Regions from separate parts of the Mus musculus genome. Here region 2 is linked to region 1. The links are chromatin contacts, found by POLR2A ChIA-PET in ENCODE. All regions are on one chromosome and are shown on one strand. Each heading gives the region's core, a stretch centred on a gene start or an enhancer-like site at or near the end of the contact. The rest is flanking DNA. Distances are from core to core; before and after follow the strand shown.

What was found. ChIA-PET counts read pairs that join two places held with the same protein, here RNA polymerase II (POLR2A).
Region 2: POLR2A ChIA-PET joins it to region 1 with 16 read pairs in Patski. The contact joins the promoter of Eif2ak1 here to the promoter of Aimp2 in region 1. POLR2A ChIA-PET finds 5 or more read pairs at or near these places in 3 of 5 experiments (Patski and embryonic stem cell).

The regions. Positions count from the first base shown.
Region 1 is chr5:143,906,522-143,914,183 of GRCm38, forward strand. It overlaps Aimp2 (aminoacyl tRNA synthetase complex-interacting multifunctional protein 2), which reads right to left and starts at 3,318. Exons shown (of 4, transcript NM_001172146.1): 1 at 3,060-3,318; 2 at 28-234. The coding sequence starts at 3,194. Pms2 (PMS1 homolog2, mismatch repair system component) reads left to right here and starts at 3,480. Exons shown (of 15, transcript NM_008886.2): 1 at 3,480-3,558; 2 at 5,400-5,539; 3 at 6,881-6,967; 4 at 7,098-7,200. The coding sequence starts at 3,536.
Region 2 is chr5:143,813,167-143,820,828 of GRCm38, forward strand. Eif2ak1 (eukaryotic translation initiation factor 2 alpha kinase 1) reads left to right here and starts at 4,626. Exons shown (of 15, transcript NM_013557.2): 1 at 4,626-4,842. The coding sequence starts at 4,725.

The sequences.
Region 1 (7,662 bases), core at 2,068-4,567:
GGCACTCATAGACATCTGGTTTCTCACCTTTCCAAGCACGGAATTCAAGTCCAATGTGTTTGTGGCTAAAGTTGTGGGCTCATCAGCTTGCAGGATGTTGGTTACGTCCAAGTCTGCATCTGGGGTGTGAATCATCTTTGAAAGGCCATCGACTGCTGCCTTCAACTCATACAAGCGTTTTAAAATATCATCTTGGCGAGATTCAAGGGCTTGCAAAGAAGGCTCGGATGTTTCCTAAAGTTAGTTTATCACCAAATTAGTTTGCCACCAAATTTCCCCTGTCTAAAAACACACGGCTCAGTATATAAAAGGTGTTTTACTGGCAGTCCTGACAATGCATTCCATCACCCAGACCCCGCTGAAAGGAGAGACCCAGCTCCGACAAGTTGTCCTCTGGCCTCCACATGCATGCTATGGTAGGCGACCTCCTCCCCACCAAACAACCTCCTTGTTACGTGTTGTTCAGGATGACCTTGGGCTTCTGGGCTCATGTGATCTTCCTACGTAGGCCTCTCATTGTACCCAGAATCCTTTACTATCAGTAACAGGCTAGTTAAAAATACTTGGTTTAAGTCATGTATACTTATAATTCCAACATTTGGGAGGTTGTGGCAAGAGGATCAAGAGTTTACTGCCTCAGCTGTTGCATAGCAAGTTCCAGGCCAGCATGGGCTACATGAGACAGTCTCAACCACACACCTTCAAAGACTATGTCTGAATGAGCAGACAAAAGATGGGAGGAGGACAATAGAAAATAATTTGTTTAAGAAAGGGGAGAAAGGACCTCAAGGTTTTAAAAATTATTTTTATGTGTATAGGTGTTTTGCCTGCATGTCTGTCTGTGCGTGTGTGTACCACTGTGCCTGGAGGAGAGCAGAGAGCATAGGATATCCTGGTAGCAGGATTACAGTCAGTTGTAAGTCTCTCTATGGGTTCTGAAAACCAAATCCAGGCTCCCTGCAAGAGCAGAAAGGTGTTAAGCAGTGAGCCATGTCTTTCAGCCTGGAACTCAGGCTTTGAAGCACCCTCCAGTTTGGAAGCCTCTCCCTGGAGCAAGTGATCAAGTCTGAGCACTGCTTTAAGGCAGCACTGGCATTCTCCTATCTTGGTCATCTGGAGCAGTCACTACTGAGAGAGTAACTCCACAGAGAGCCAACAGCTCATCCTTTGTACCAACGCATCCTCTTTGCCAAGTACAGTCTGGCATGCATTAAGAAACCAATCACAGTTGCTATAGGCTTTATTTCGTTTTTCTACATTTATTATGTGTGCACATGTGACTGGAGGTCAGGGGACAGCACAGGGGCATTGAGTCTTTCCTTCCATGTAGATTCCAGGGGTCAAACTCAGATGCTCACTTATGGGGCCAAGACGGCGTCTAGCTGACGGACCACTGATCCATGTCTGCTCTTGTTTTCATAGTTCCGCAGCTGGACAACTGTTAATACCACCAGGTTCTGAATTAACCACTTCTCTCCCAGTGTAGGCAAAATCAGGGATGACAAGGATCAGGAGATGCCCACAGCGGCATCTCTTTACGTATTTATCCAAAATGCCCCATTTTCTATCTGCTGGAAATCTGGGCTGCGATAGATAATCAGTAGAAAACTGAAAGGGGTGGGGAAGAACGTAAAAGGAAGAGCGCGACAACTCCTAAGGTTGGAGGGTAAAGTTTATTGTAGATAAAAGGGAGAGCAGAGGCAGGGACAGCTGGAGAGTCCGGAGTGAACGTGGCCAGCCTGAGCTGGGACGTTGGCATAGCCAAACGGCTTAGTTATGTAGCAGCCAGAGGAGCTAGGGAGAGGGAAGCCCTGCTCAGTTCTGGGCTGGAGATTTCAGGGTAGGGGATGGGGTAAACCAACCAGGAGGCCCTGTCACTGGTAGAGACTGAGGGGTGCTGGGTGGACCTGAGGGCCAGTGTCTGCTTTGATATGTTAAAGGGCACCTCAGTTAGCCATTTGAGACCTAACAAATTTTAGTCTTTAGAAAACGAGATGGTGGGAGGCAGAGGCAGGTGAATTTCTGAGTTTGAGGCCAGCCTGGTCTACAGAGTGAGTTCCAGGACAGCCAGGGCTACACAGAGAAACCCTGTCTCGAAAAACCAAAATAAAAAAAAAAAAGAAAGAAAGAAAATGAGATCAAACAATAGTGATAAGCATGGTAAGATAATTGTTCTGAGTTAGGCAGGCACACACTTCTAACCCCAGCACTTGGAAGCTCTTTCTCCACTGGTGGAGAAAGGGCTCAAGATTATCTTTGGCTGTAAGAATCCCAGGACAGCCTGGGCTACAAAGGCACTGTTTCTGCCCCACACTCCCATGGCCAGGAAACACGAAAAAGGACCTCAACTTACTTAGAAACTGGAGACATCCAAATTAAAACTACATTAGGATGTCTCCATTATCCTGCTGGTAACAGCTTAAACCTGTATAACCGCTTTGAAAAAGAACTTAAAAAGTGGAAGGCAAACCTGCCCACTGGGCCAGGAATTCCATTCCTATACAGGCTATTTATGTTAGCTAGTCTATAAATTCCAGCGCCCATGAGTGAGGACCGGGCAGATAAATAAGCGGGGTGTGGCCAGGAACAAGATCACTCACTATCGTTATAACAAAATCTTGTACAGTATGCCAGACAACAGAACACATACTATGTTTCCAGACCATCAAGATTATATAGCTTAAAGATAGCCTCCACAACCTAACCGCGAAAAAAACAACACATAACTACAGTAAAAGTCGGGACCTCTTGTGGAAAAGTTAAACTGGGAAGGATGGGGCACTAAACCCGTCAACCTGGGTTATGGTAACCCTGGGATCGCTCTGAAAATTCCTCCGAATGAGCATTTTTCGTGTTGTTCACTTTTCTGTGCGCCTGGAGATCGTGACAGGAACCCACAGCAGCACTCATCTAGGAGGATTTTGTCGGACCCGGCCGCAGAAGGGACCGGGACCCTAGGCAGACACAGCGCCGGCGCGCTAGACTGGACGAGGGATAGGGCAGGGTGCGGCGCGGCACGAACGGCGCCTGCGCACCAGGCAGGGGCCGCACGCTCCTACCTGCACGTGGCCCGCGTCGGTGGCGGGGCTGGTGGTCTTGCTGTGCACGTTGGGGAGCCGGTACATGCAGGTTGGAAGCTCTACATGCAGAGGTGCGCTGCCTCCATGATAGGGCTTTACCTGGTACATCGGCATGGTGGGAACCCAAGGAAGGTAGCGGGCGAGGGACAGGAACGCTCAGAAGCCACCCAAGGCCACCTCAGACAGCAGCCGCCTTCTTTCTGACTCTGCTGCTGGCGTTCCGGAAAATGAAGTCCCCGAGCTTTCATTGGCCGGGCTGGTCTAACGTCACCAACTTGACCTTTGAGTTGGCCAATCACCGGTAAAGAGGTCTTGGCATGCCTTCGCTAGCCCGCCCGGAAGGGGCGGATCATATGTCAAAAGCAACCAATGGGTGTTCCAGGAGACGCGTCTTTTCCCGAGAGCGGCAGCGCCAACTCTCCCGCGGTGACTGTGACTGGAGGAGTCCTGCATCCATGGAGCAAACCGAAGGCGTGAGGTGAGCTGGACTTGTGGTCTCCGGGCGCATTCTATAGAGTTCCCGGTATCCCGGTCTCTTGAAAGGACCGGAAGTGGCTGAGGCGCGAGGCGGGCAAGCTCGCGGACTGGACCGGGTCCTCTGTGAGGAAGCTATTTCCTCGGCATCCTCCCGCCACAGGCCGTGCACTTGAAACCCAGCACGAAAATCAGTCGCCGTAGACAAAATTCGTTTCCGCTGTTTGTTTATTTATTGAGTCTTTATTCTTGAAGACTTGGGGAGGGAGGCTTAAAGGCTCACGCTGATCTTGCAGTCAATAGGGTTTTTAACTTTTATTATATTGAGGTGCTTCTGTGCGTTTGGTGTAGTGTTCACAGGCGGCATCATAGCAGTGAAGCACATCTTCGAAGGCCAGCACAGTTACATTCGGTGACAGATTTGTAAATGCAAATTTGCTGTCTGTATTTTAACCTTGTGATTTCCCCAGAGATCCTTTGCAGTTAGAACGAGTGCAAGTGTTTGTTTTGGTTTTTTGAGGTAGTGCTTTGAACTCGGGATCCTCCTACTTCAAACACCCGAGTGCTGTGATAACCAGCGAGGTTCTGTGCAAGGTAGATTGAAGAGAAAAGAGGTTGGTTGGTTTATTTCACCAGGGTTTTTGGAAGTCTACTATATGTCAGACCATATGGAAAATACCCTAAAATTGTTACTGCAAGGATGCACCTATGTTCTGTTATACTTTTATGGGGCATTTCATAGCCGGGAAACTATTTTTATGGTGACTAAACCGTAGGGGAATTAGTGATAGTAGATTGGGACCTTGTCGTTGCTAGACTTCAAACTTCATATGATAGGCAATGAGCACCACTAAAAATTTAAACCTAAAGATTTTTTTCGACTGGATTTGTAATTGTAAAAAGAAATTGGTGGGAATCAAGCCACACCTATAATCCGAGCAGGAACAGGCTCAGCAGGAGTTCATAGTTACCTTTAACGACATAGGGAGTTTGAGGGCGCTCTGGGCTACCTTGGAACCTGTGTCAGAGTGAACAAAACTGGTGGTAGCAATCAGGGTAAACTGGAGACAAAAAGGCGATTACCCTAGGCCAGCCAGGACAGAAAGAGACTTAACCCGTTCGCTGAGTGTGGTCGTGAGGTGGGACTATCATTTGGAGGCTGAGAATGAACTCTTGTCTCAAACATGAGCTCTGAGGACTTTCATCAGAGCAGTGTAGGCAGCATGGATTTGGGTACAGGTTTCAAAAGCAATTATGAGAATAGTTACATAGTTGGAAGATGATTTTTGTCAACCAGTATTTCCCACCAAACTTTGACTTTTTAAGAATTGTGAGCCAGGCGTGGTGGTACAAGCCTTTAATCCCAGCACTCGGTAGGCAGAGGCAGGCCGATTTCTGAGTTCGAGGCCAGCCTGGTCTACAGAGTGAGTCCAGGACAGCCAGGGCTATACAGAGAAACCCTGTCTCAAAAAACCAAAAAAAAAAAAAAGTGTAAAAAAAAAACCAAAAAAACTAATGTTGAAAAGTTATTCAACTTTTCAAGAATGAAGAACTCTGTGTTGTAAAAGAACTCTGTGTTATTGATCTGTCCCTTGAGGGTTACAACAGGTCTCCTCCATATAGATGCATGGATAATTAGATTTTTCAGTTTCAATTTTAAATACATATTAAACGAGTGTTAAAAGATTGGCGAGCATTCATATCTGCAAGTGAAATGAGTGTGTTCATATAATGAGTGGGTTAGGCTAACTAGTTACAGATCAGCCACTTACCAAGATTGAAGTATCTGCTCTGTCTAAGTATCGATTTTGTGTTTTGTGACTGGTTTGTTTCGTTTTGTTTTAGTACAGAATGTGCTAAGGCCATCAAGCCTATTGATGGGAAGTCAGTCCATCAAATTTGTTCTGGGCAGGTGGTACTCAGTTTAAGCACCGCTGTGAAGGAGTTGATAGAAAATAGTGTAGATGCTGGTGCTACTACTATTGGTAAGTTTGGGAAACTTCTTTTTTATAAAGATTAATTTATTCATTTTATATATGTGAGTACACTGTAGCTGTCTTCAGACACATCAGAAGAGGGAAGGCATCTGATCCCATTACAGACGGTTGTGAGCCACCATGTGGTTGCTGGGAATTGAACTCAGGACCTCTGGAAGAGTAGTCAGTGCTCTTAACCGCTGAGCCATGTCTCCAGCCCATGGTTTGGAAGAGTTTTAAGCAACAAGAAGTAATCATTTATGCTATTTATATCAGAAACGTTACTGGATTATTAGAAAACAAATACTGCTATACCTATTATTTTGATGTTAACAGTTGTGTGAAAGACTTTCCCAGGGGAAGCACAATACACACAACTCCCTACTGAGAGGGGGCTTCTTGACAGACCGAAAACGTAACGTACCACACTCTAATTTGGTGAATTAATGTGTTTGCATTGACAATGCTGACAGAAGTATGGATGAGGGATTATTTACGGGATCAATAGTAATTCAAAAGCAGCTGTATTACCAAACCGCCCACACCAGCTTGAGTGATGATCCCTGAGGCAGCTTTTAAGAAACTCAGCAGTTTAGTCTCATCTTTCCTGGACTTGTGACATTTATTTACCTCTGGAGTCTCACAAGCCCTCTTGCTCCTGGAGGGAATTTTTCAAATCACGGAAAACTGTTACAACAATGTTGTGCCAGCTATTTAGCTATGGAATAAGAATTTAATTACATTGTGTGTAGGCATTGTGCTAAGAATTGTACAAGGAATGCCTTATTTAGTATGTGGACTATTATGATTTGGAAGTCACTATCTCTGTCATACAGAAGAGAAAACAGAGGTACCAGGAATTTAGTTAAACTGAGGCTTTTATAAAGCTCAGAAAATATGATCCAGGAACTGATTGCAGAGCCTGTTCTTATATTCTTGGTTGTGAGCCTAGCTTTGCTGAACCATTGTTCCAGCCCGAGCCTGTTCTTAATGACTATGTTAAAAGTATTTCTTTTGAAATAGTAATAATAACAATGATGATAATAATAAACCAACTATTTAATCTGATCTTACAAGGAGGACTTTCGAAAATAAAGCATTCAGGGCTAGGGTTGTGGCTCCATTGTACAGTGCTTGCCTAGCAGGGCTAGGGTTGTGGCTCCACTGTAGAGTGCTTGCGTAGCATTTACGGTATTCTGGGCTTCAGTGCTGCACACAGCCATTAGAATGACGGTAGTACCTTTAGTAAGAGTGTAGGCATGTCTGCTAAGTTTGCATTCTATGTTACAGATATTGTCAGCATGTTACCATGGCTTAATCATTAAGAAATAAATATATTGAATTTTTTAGATCTAAGGCTTAAAGACTATGGGGTGGACCTCATTGAAGTTTCAGACAATGGATGTGGGGTAGAAGAAGAAAACTTTGAAGGTCTAGGTAAGATAAATGTTCCTAATCGTAAAGTAGTCATTTCCACGTGTCTCAGATGTTTGAGTAACACTGTCTTACACCACGTACTGTGATAGATATCACTGAAGACATTTTGGGCCTTTCTACTCTCTTTCAGCTCTGAAACATCACACATCTAAGATTCAAGAGTTTGCCGACCTCACGCAGGTTGAAACTTTTGGCTTTCGGGGGGAAGCTCTGAGCTCTCTGTGTGCACTAAGGTGATGCATTATTCTCATTGGCTGCCACATGTAACAACTCCTGCAGATCGAGAAGCATGATGAGAGCCCTCGTGGTTTATGCTTTACTACTGAAGTATCTTGACTCCGAGCTTTAATTCTCTTTTATCTCATTGCCAACCTAAGGAGATTACTGAAATGTGAGAAATAGAGGAATGGAATGAAGCAAATCATGTTGTACAAAAGTCACCGCCTGTCTCAAAGCACTTCGTAACCTTGAGGGATCACACAGGCCAGGGTTGTAGCTCAGCTGCAGACTGCTTGCCTACAATACATGGGGCAGCCAGTAGCACTGCAAAAATAAGTAACGATAAAGTAATACATACATGATACATTGTGAGTACCATTAGTTTCAGTCCTTCAGTTTTTAGGGAAAGATTTAATGAAAGCCCTATTTTAATTATGATGAAGCTATATGTTTTATATTTTTGAATTATGTCTTTG
Region 2 (7,662 bases), core at 3,376-5,875, 92 kb before region 1:
GCAAGTCTTTTTTTTTTTAATATTTATTTATTTGTTATATGTAAATACACTGTAGCTGTCTTCAGACACTCCAGAAGAGGGAGTCAGATCTCATTACAGATGGTTGTAAGCCACCATGTGGTTGCTGGGATTTGAACTCTGGACCTTTGGAAGAGCAGCCGGGTGCTCTTACCCACTGAGCCATCTCACCAGCCCAAGGCAAGTCTTATATAAAAAAAAAACCAACATTTACTTGGGACTGGCTTACAGGCTCAGAGGTTCAGTCCATTATCACCAAGGTGGGAGCATGGCATTATCCAGGCAGGCATGGCGCAGGCAGAGCTGAGAGTTCTATGTCTTCATCCAAAGGCTGCTAGTGGAAGACTGACTTCCAGGCAACTAGGGTGAGGATCTTATGCCCACACCCACAGTGACACACCCATTCCAACCAGGTCACACCTATTCCAACAAGGCCACACCTCCAGATGATCCCACTCCCTGGTCCAAGGATATACAAACCATCACACTGTATATGAGTAGAAGTGAAACTAGCAGGTAGTGGAAGTTGCATGTTGTCGTCTAGAAACTCTGCTTAGTTTGTGTGCTTGCTTGAAAGCACTGACCTTGTTAACGCTGGGCATGTCTACTGATGGTGAAACAGTGACGTGGGCCAGATACTGCATAGCACATTTTCCTTTCCCCAGGACTTTGTATATGCTATGCAAGTGCTCTACTACTGAGATCTAAAGCTCTATCTCTAACTTATGTCTTCTTTGTGCTTGTGTATGCATGCCTGTGTACGCGTGTGTGTTTGGAACATACACACACATGCTCGTTCATCCATGGAGGTGCTCACAGAGGCTAGAAGCTGATGTTAGGATTGTCTTCCTCAATCAAGCTGCATCTTGTTTTTTGAGGCAGGGTTTCTCGCTGAACTGGACCTTGCTTTTTCAGCCATCCTGGCAGGCCAGCTGTTCTCCAGGCTCTTCTTGTCTCTTCCTAAAGAATTCCACATTGGAGTTAGAGCCCTCTCATTGCTCATTTCATCTGTAAACCGGACACAACCTTAGAGGCAGCTGGGAAGAGGGACCTCAACTGATAAGGTGCTCAGATCAGACTACCATGCTGTGGCCATGTCTGCAAGGCATTCTCTTAATTTCTAATCACCGGAGCTGTGTAAGAATGGTGCTGAAGCTGTCTGTGGTGGCGTACGTCTTTCCCAGCACTCTGGAAGCAGAGGCAAGTTCATGTCTATGAACTCAAGGCCACCCTGGTCTACAATGTCAGTTCCAGGCTGTCCCAGGCCATGGAGTGAGACAAAAGTAAAAAGAAATAATTAAAAAATGGTCGCTGATTAAGTCAGAGGGAGTGCACTGGATCATCAACTAAGAAAATGCCCCCCAGAAGATCGGGCTGTAGTGTATTTTCTTAATCAGTGATTGATGGGGAGAGTCCAGCCCATTGTGGGTGGGGCCATCCCTGGGCTGGTGATCCTGGATTCTATAAGAAAGCAGGCAGAGTAAACCAGGAGGAGCAAGCCAGTAAGCAGCACCCTCCATGGCCTCTGCATCAGCTCCTGCCTCCAGGTTCCTGCCCTGATTTGAGTTCCTGTTCTTTAATGGTGAGCAGTGATATGGAAGTCTCTCCTTCCCAACTTGCTCCTGGTGCATGCTTTGTCACAGCAACAGCCAGGGTGCAAGCCAGGAAGCAGCCTTAGGTGCCTGCCTTGGCTTCCCTCCACCATGGACTGCAACCTGCAAGGAAATGAATCCTTTCGTCTCCAAGTTGCTTTCAGTCGTCATGTTTGTCACAGCAACAGAAAAGGAACTGGTATAGCCTGGTACTGCCTGGCTTTGCATGGATGCTGGGGCTCTGAACTTGGATCCTCTGGCTTGCACAGCTTGCAAGCACATTCCCTCCCCCACCTCCCCCCCACCCCAGACCCCTGGCCATCTCACCAGATTCCATATCAATGTTTTTAATGCCTACAGTCTATATCCCTGTATGGATATTTATATGTGTGTTTGGCTTTTAAATACAGAACAATTGAGTTTCATGTGTCTCAGGCTGTTCTCTGAACAGACAATGTAGCCCAGGATGGTCTTGAACTCCTGATCTTCCTCTTTCCACACTCAGGTCCTGAGATCACAGGCCCGCAACACCATGCTTGCTCAGCCTTGTATTTGGGAAGCATTCCTGTGAAGGGCATTGTTGAGTTATAAGCAGTGGCTTAAAAAACATGGGTGCAGCTCCGGGCGTGGTGGCGCAGGCCTTTAATTCCAGCACTTGGGAGGCAGAGGCAGGCAGATTTCTGAGTTCGAGGCCAGCCTGGTCTACAAAGTGAGTTCTAGGACAGTCTCAAAAAAAACCAAACAAACCAAAAAACCCATGGATGCATTCAGTTAAATCATTCTCCTGGAGGGCTGCTCTCTTCCCACACACGAGAGAGGCTGTATAGAACCGCGTGACTCTATATGGAACATACGTTAAAATAAAAATGTCAACTCTACCAATTTTTCATACCACGCTAAATTCGGAGCACAAAACAAGATGCTCATGCCAGCTGTACTTATCTGCATTGAGAGCTACTATGGATTATTTTCAACAGCACTGCACTGACAATCAAAGCAGGGACATTACCAGAGGACAAAGACGTTAACCTTTAAAAAACAATTGTATGTTTATGTGTGGTATATTCATGTGTACATGTTCATGTGCATGCATATATGGAGGCCAGAGGATGGTATCAGTTTTTCTTTACTGCTCATCACCCTATTTCTTTAAACTTGTGTGTGTATTTGTGTGTATGTATGTATATATATATATATATATATATATGTGTGTGTGTGTGTGTGTGTGTGTGAGGGTATGAGTGTATATGTGTATATGTATGTATGTGTGAGGGTGTGTGTGTGTGAGGGTGTGTATGTGTCTGTGTGAGGGTATGTGTGTATTTGTATATGTATATGTGTATGTGTGAGGATGTGTGTATGTGTGTGTGCCCACAGAGGCCAGAAGGTGTTGGATCCCCTGGAGCTGGAGTTACAGATAGTTTTGAGCTGCTAGACATGGTGCTGAAAACCAAACTCAGGTCCTCTGAAAACAAGTGCTCTCAACCACTGAGCCTTCTCCACCATATATATGCATATGTATGTATGTGTGTGTGTGTGTGTGTGTGTGTGTTTGAGACAGGGCTCCTCATCGATCCTGGAGCTCTCTGATTAGGTAAGACTGGCTGGCCAACAAGCCCCAAGGATTCTCCAGTTTCTGTCCCTTGCAGGTTCTAGTATAACATGCACAGTTGTAGCCAATGGCTTTTGTGTGGGTTTCTGGGGATTTGAATTCAGGTCCTTAGGCTTGAGCAACAAGTAAACTTACTCCCAAGTCCCAGCATCGATTTTTGAATCTTAACTTCATCATCTAGGGTAGCTTTGGAGGTGGGTGGGTGGGTTCCAGGTGGTCACAAGGAAAAAAAAAACCTTTGGTTTGAAACCAACTGGAAAGTTAGTCTCAAAACCCAAGAATTTCCTTTAGATTAGATTCTCTCTGGCATTTCCCATTTTGCTATGGTCTGTGATGGATCAAAGCAAGTTTGCTCTACTCGAGTCAGGACTTGTAGATAAATTTGTTTTTGTTCTGAAACAGGGTATCATTTAAGTCAGCCTGGCCTCAAACTCACTATGTACTTGAACACCTGGTCCTCTCATTTCTACCTCTCAAGTGCTCAAATTTAAAAATTAGAAGCATATAAACCACTACGATGGGTGATTTTTTTAAAAGATAGTTATTTTATATATATACGTATCACTTATACATATACATGTACATATATATATATATATATATATATATATATATATATATATATATATATGCATCACTTCTAAAATTAGGTCCCTTAGATGGCTGGATTTTCGAAATTAAAACACAAAGAAGAGGTTGGAGAGACGGTTCAGTAGTCAACAGCATTTGCTGCTCTTGCAGAGGACCTAGTCCAATTCTCATCAGTTATCAGTCCTCTGTAACTCCAGTCCCAGGGGATCTGATGCCCTCTTCTGGCCTCCATAGGCAACAGACACACATATGAAGGCAGAGTTGATATACCAACATCCATAAAATACTGCTTCTACTTTCCCGGTCTCCCCGCTCCCTCCCCCGCGCACCATGTATCTTCCCCTCGGTTTATTTACTTTGCCCTTGCCCCAACATCAGTTTTCACTCTCTCTGGTCTTCTTTCTGGTTTGTTAGGCTTTACCCACACTTACTCCCACGTATATCCATTACAGGTTAGGATATCTGCATTTGAGCGAGAAACACGCGGTCTTTGTCTTTCCGAGTGTGGGTCCCCTTGCTTATTATACTTTCCAGAGAAAAGTTTGCAGGTGTGAGATCTGAGCGTTTATGATGCCTACAGGGATAATATGGGAAGAACAGAGAACCAGACACAACCCACAGGGTCAAGGAGAAAGGTCCTTCCTACACAGGCAGCGCCGCACCACGCCGCGCCAGCACACCCCTGCTTGTCCTGCCCACTCGGGGCACACCCGCAGTGGATCAGCCAATCATTTCCTTTAGAGAAAAAAGGGGCGGGACAGCGAGAGCCCGCCCCCCTACAGAAACTTCCTGGTCACTGGGGCGGGACTTCCGTTGGCTCTTGTGTTACTTCCGGCTTGGGGGGAGGCTCTAGTGGCCGGCAGCGTCTGGGGACCGGCAGAGCGAGGTTACTATCCACGCTCCGAACGGCAATGCTGGGGGGCAGCTCCGTGGACGGCGAGCGCGACACGGACGACGACGCGGCGGGGGCGGTGGCCGCGCCTCCTGCCATCGACTTCCCCGCAGAGGTGTCGGACCCCAAGTATGATGGTGAGACAGGGATGGCTCGCGCAGTCCCACGGTTCGCTGTTCATATGAGTTCCTGCGCGCCAGTGGTCCCCGGTGGTCACCTAAGATCCTAGGCCGCCTCGGGGCTCGAACTCGGGCCCAGAGCTGTAGGGCACCGGGAGGTGGCGGGCAGGCTGTCAAGGGTTAGGTAAATATTTACTACAAGAGCGTCTACGCTCTACCCGTTTGTGGGCATTTGTATTTCTTGACTTCTGTTTTGCGCCACTTCCCCGAGGCCGCTTTTCGCTTCTTGTTTTTCTTCGCTGAGTGTAATCTTTGTTCACTGCTAGAATGAGATTAGATAAGTAAAGATTAGATAAGTAATGATTTCTTTTAGCGAGGTAGTACACGAACGCTCCAGTTTTCTTGAGGCTTTTGATACATGTAAATCAAATTGTGTAACGTAAGGCGCGTCGTCTTCAAAACATCGATTCTTATGTAGGTTAACGTTCTGGTATTTTACAGAAAGTGCAGTTGGTTGGTACCAGTTGCTTGAGCCGTTTTAAAACTGAAATTGTGCTCTCGATAGTGAATACACCGAGTCGTGGTGCACTCTTGTAACCCAGACGTATGGAAAGTGGAGGCAGGAGGATCGGGACTTGAAGGGCAAGCCTGAGCTTCATGTTGAGTTCCAGGGCAGTTTGAAGTACATACGACTCTATCTCGAACTAACAAAAAAGGATAATGACGGTGGAGCAGTGACAGAGAATGTTTTAGGATGAGTGAGATCCTGGGTTTATCTTCCAGCCCCCAAAACATACATCCAAGGAGGTTTTAGCTGTATACACAGAATGCTTATAAGGTTACAGTAAAGCTAGAAATGAGTATGTTGTAGTGGAGTTAGGAGTGTACACTAAATTCAGGGTTTTTTTTTTTTCTTCTCCATTTTCATTTTTAAATCCTGCCTGTAATAATTGACCACAATGAGAAATAAAAGTTGTTCATCGTGGTGACTCAGTAGGCTGTATAGAGGCTGGTTGTAAGATAACTTTTAAATGAATATGCAGATTTTCCCCACACGGCAAGTGGCATGTTACTGTAGCCCGTGAGCCGAGCAAGTGTGTGTCCTAGGAGAGGGCCCAGCTGTAAACATGCAGGTCCATCTCTTCTGTGACGCCGTGATAAGAGTGTCTGCACACCAAAGATTATTCCGGAAGGGAGTGAGCGAGGACAAACTTTCGAACTTCTGCCCTCTTCCTGTTAATACGGCTCTGCTTCCGTGGTGATGCCTCTTCTAAAGAGATGACGAGTATTCACCCACAGCTGATTCTTTGCCTTTAAACATAGAAAGGTCTGTGGAACGTTCAGTATCACTTTTAATGGGTGTAAGGCCAAGAGTTAGGTGATGTCTTACAGGTGGTCTGAATGCTTTGAAGAGATCATACTGCCAGTTCACGGTGGAGTCAGAAAAGTCAAAGCCTCAATGAGCAATCGCAGTTCGCTGTAGGAATTCTGCAGCAGACCGCAGTCTCGCTGCAGCAGACCGCAGTCTCGCTGCAGCAGACCGCAGTCTCGCTGCAGCAGACCGCAGTCTCGAAGCCAGTCTGTATTCCAAGACATTCGTTTTCTTTCATTAGTCACCAGGGTTGGTTTTGGTTTTTTTTTTTTTTTTTTTTTTTTTTTTTTTTTTTTTGAGACAGGGTTTCTCTGTGTAGCCCCGGCTGTCCGGGAACTCACTCTGTAGACCAGGCTGGCCTCGAACTCAGAAATCCACCTGCTTCTGCCTCCCAAGTGCTGGGATCAAAGGCGTGCGCCACCACGCCCAGCTGTCACCAGTGTTTCAAAAGTATTACCTTAGATTAATCCTTCAACCTGTCTAAAAACAAAATAATACAGTAACAATACTTTATTTATTTGTTAAGCCGGGGATTGAGCTAGGATCTTGTGAACGCTCGTCAAGTGCCCCGCAGCTGAGCTTCTGCTCCGCTCCGCTAACGTTGTTAACGTTGTTCAGGGTGTCATTAAGTTGCCCATTGAATTCACTCGGAAGCCCAGCCTGGATTGGAATCTGCATTAGCCTCCCAGGTAGCGGGCACGAGGACTGATTGACCAGGCTTTCCCTTACTGACGGCCTGGCTGTTGGGAGCATGTTTCCGGATTATCTGTCTTGTATGTTTACCGACATCCTGCTTGGCAAGCAGCTAGAACTCAATTCGGCTCGCACCTGCAGCTGACATCTTTGTACTTTGAGAACTTGGAGTCATTTCTCCTTTTACCTATGTTTCCTCTTCTGCTTGTAGATGAGGCCGGGAAGTTGGAACTTTCTTCAGCCTTTGTTTTCCATTTTACTTACTTTGAGTGTTAGCCTTTAAAAGAATATTTTTAATTACGTGTGACGCTGTGTGGGCGTGTGCACGTGAGAGCAGGTCCCTGTAGAGGCCAGAGGCATGGGATCCTCCTGGAGCTGGATTCCTGAGCCCCGTGGTGTGGGTGCTGGGAGCCGAATCTCAGTCCTCAGCGGGTTATGTAGTCTTGACTGCTGAGCCAGTTTTCTAGCCTGTATTGGCCTTTTCAACGTTGTCATCTTCTTAGATTATTTTATGGTATTTTGTTAACACCAGGGTTCCATGTATCCCAAGTTAGCCTCTCACTTGCTATGTAGCTAAGGATAAACTTAGACTTTATGATCCTCTTGCCTCTCCCTCGATGTTGCTGGAGTCACAGGCACACTTATGTGTGACCACTGTGCCTGGGGGGTTGAACTCAGGGCTTCGTGTCTGCTAGGCAAGGACTCTACCAACTAAGCCAGGTCCTCAGACTTTTTTTTTTCAGACTTTTTAAATATATACTTTATTATTTGTA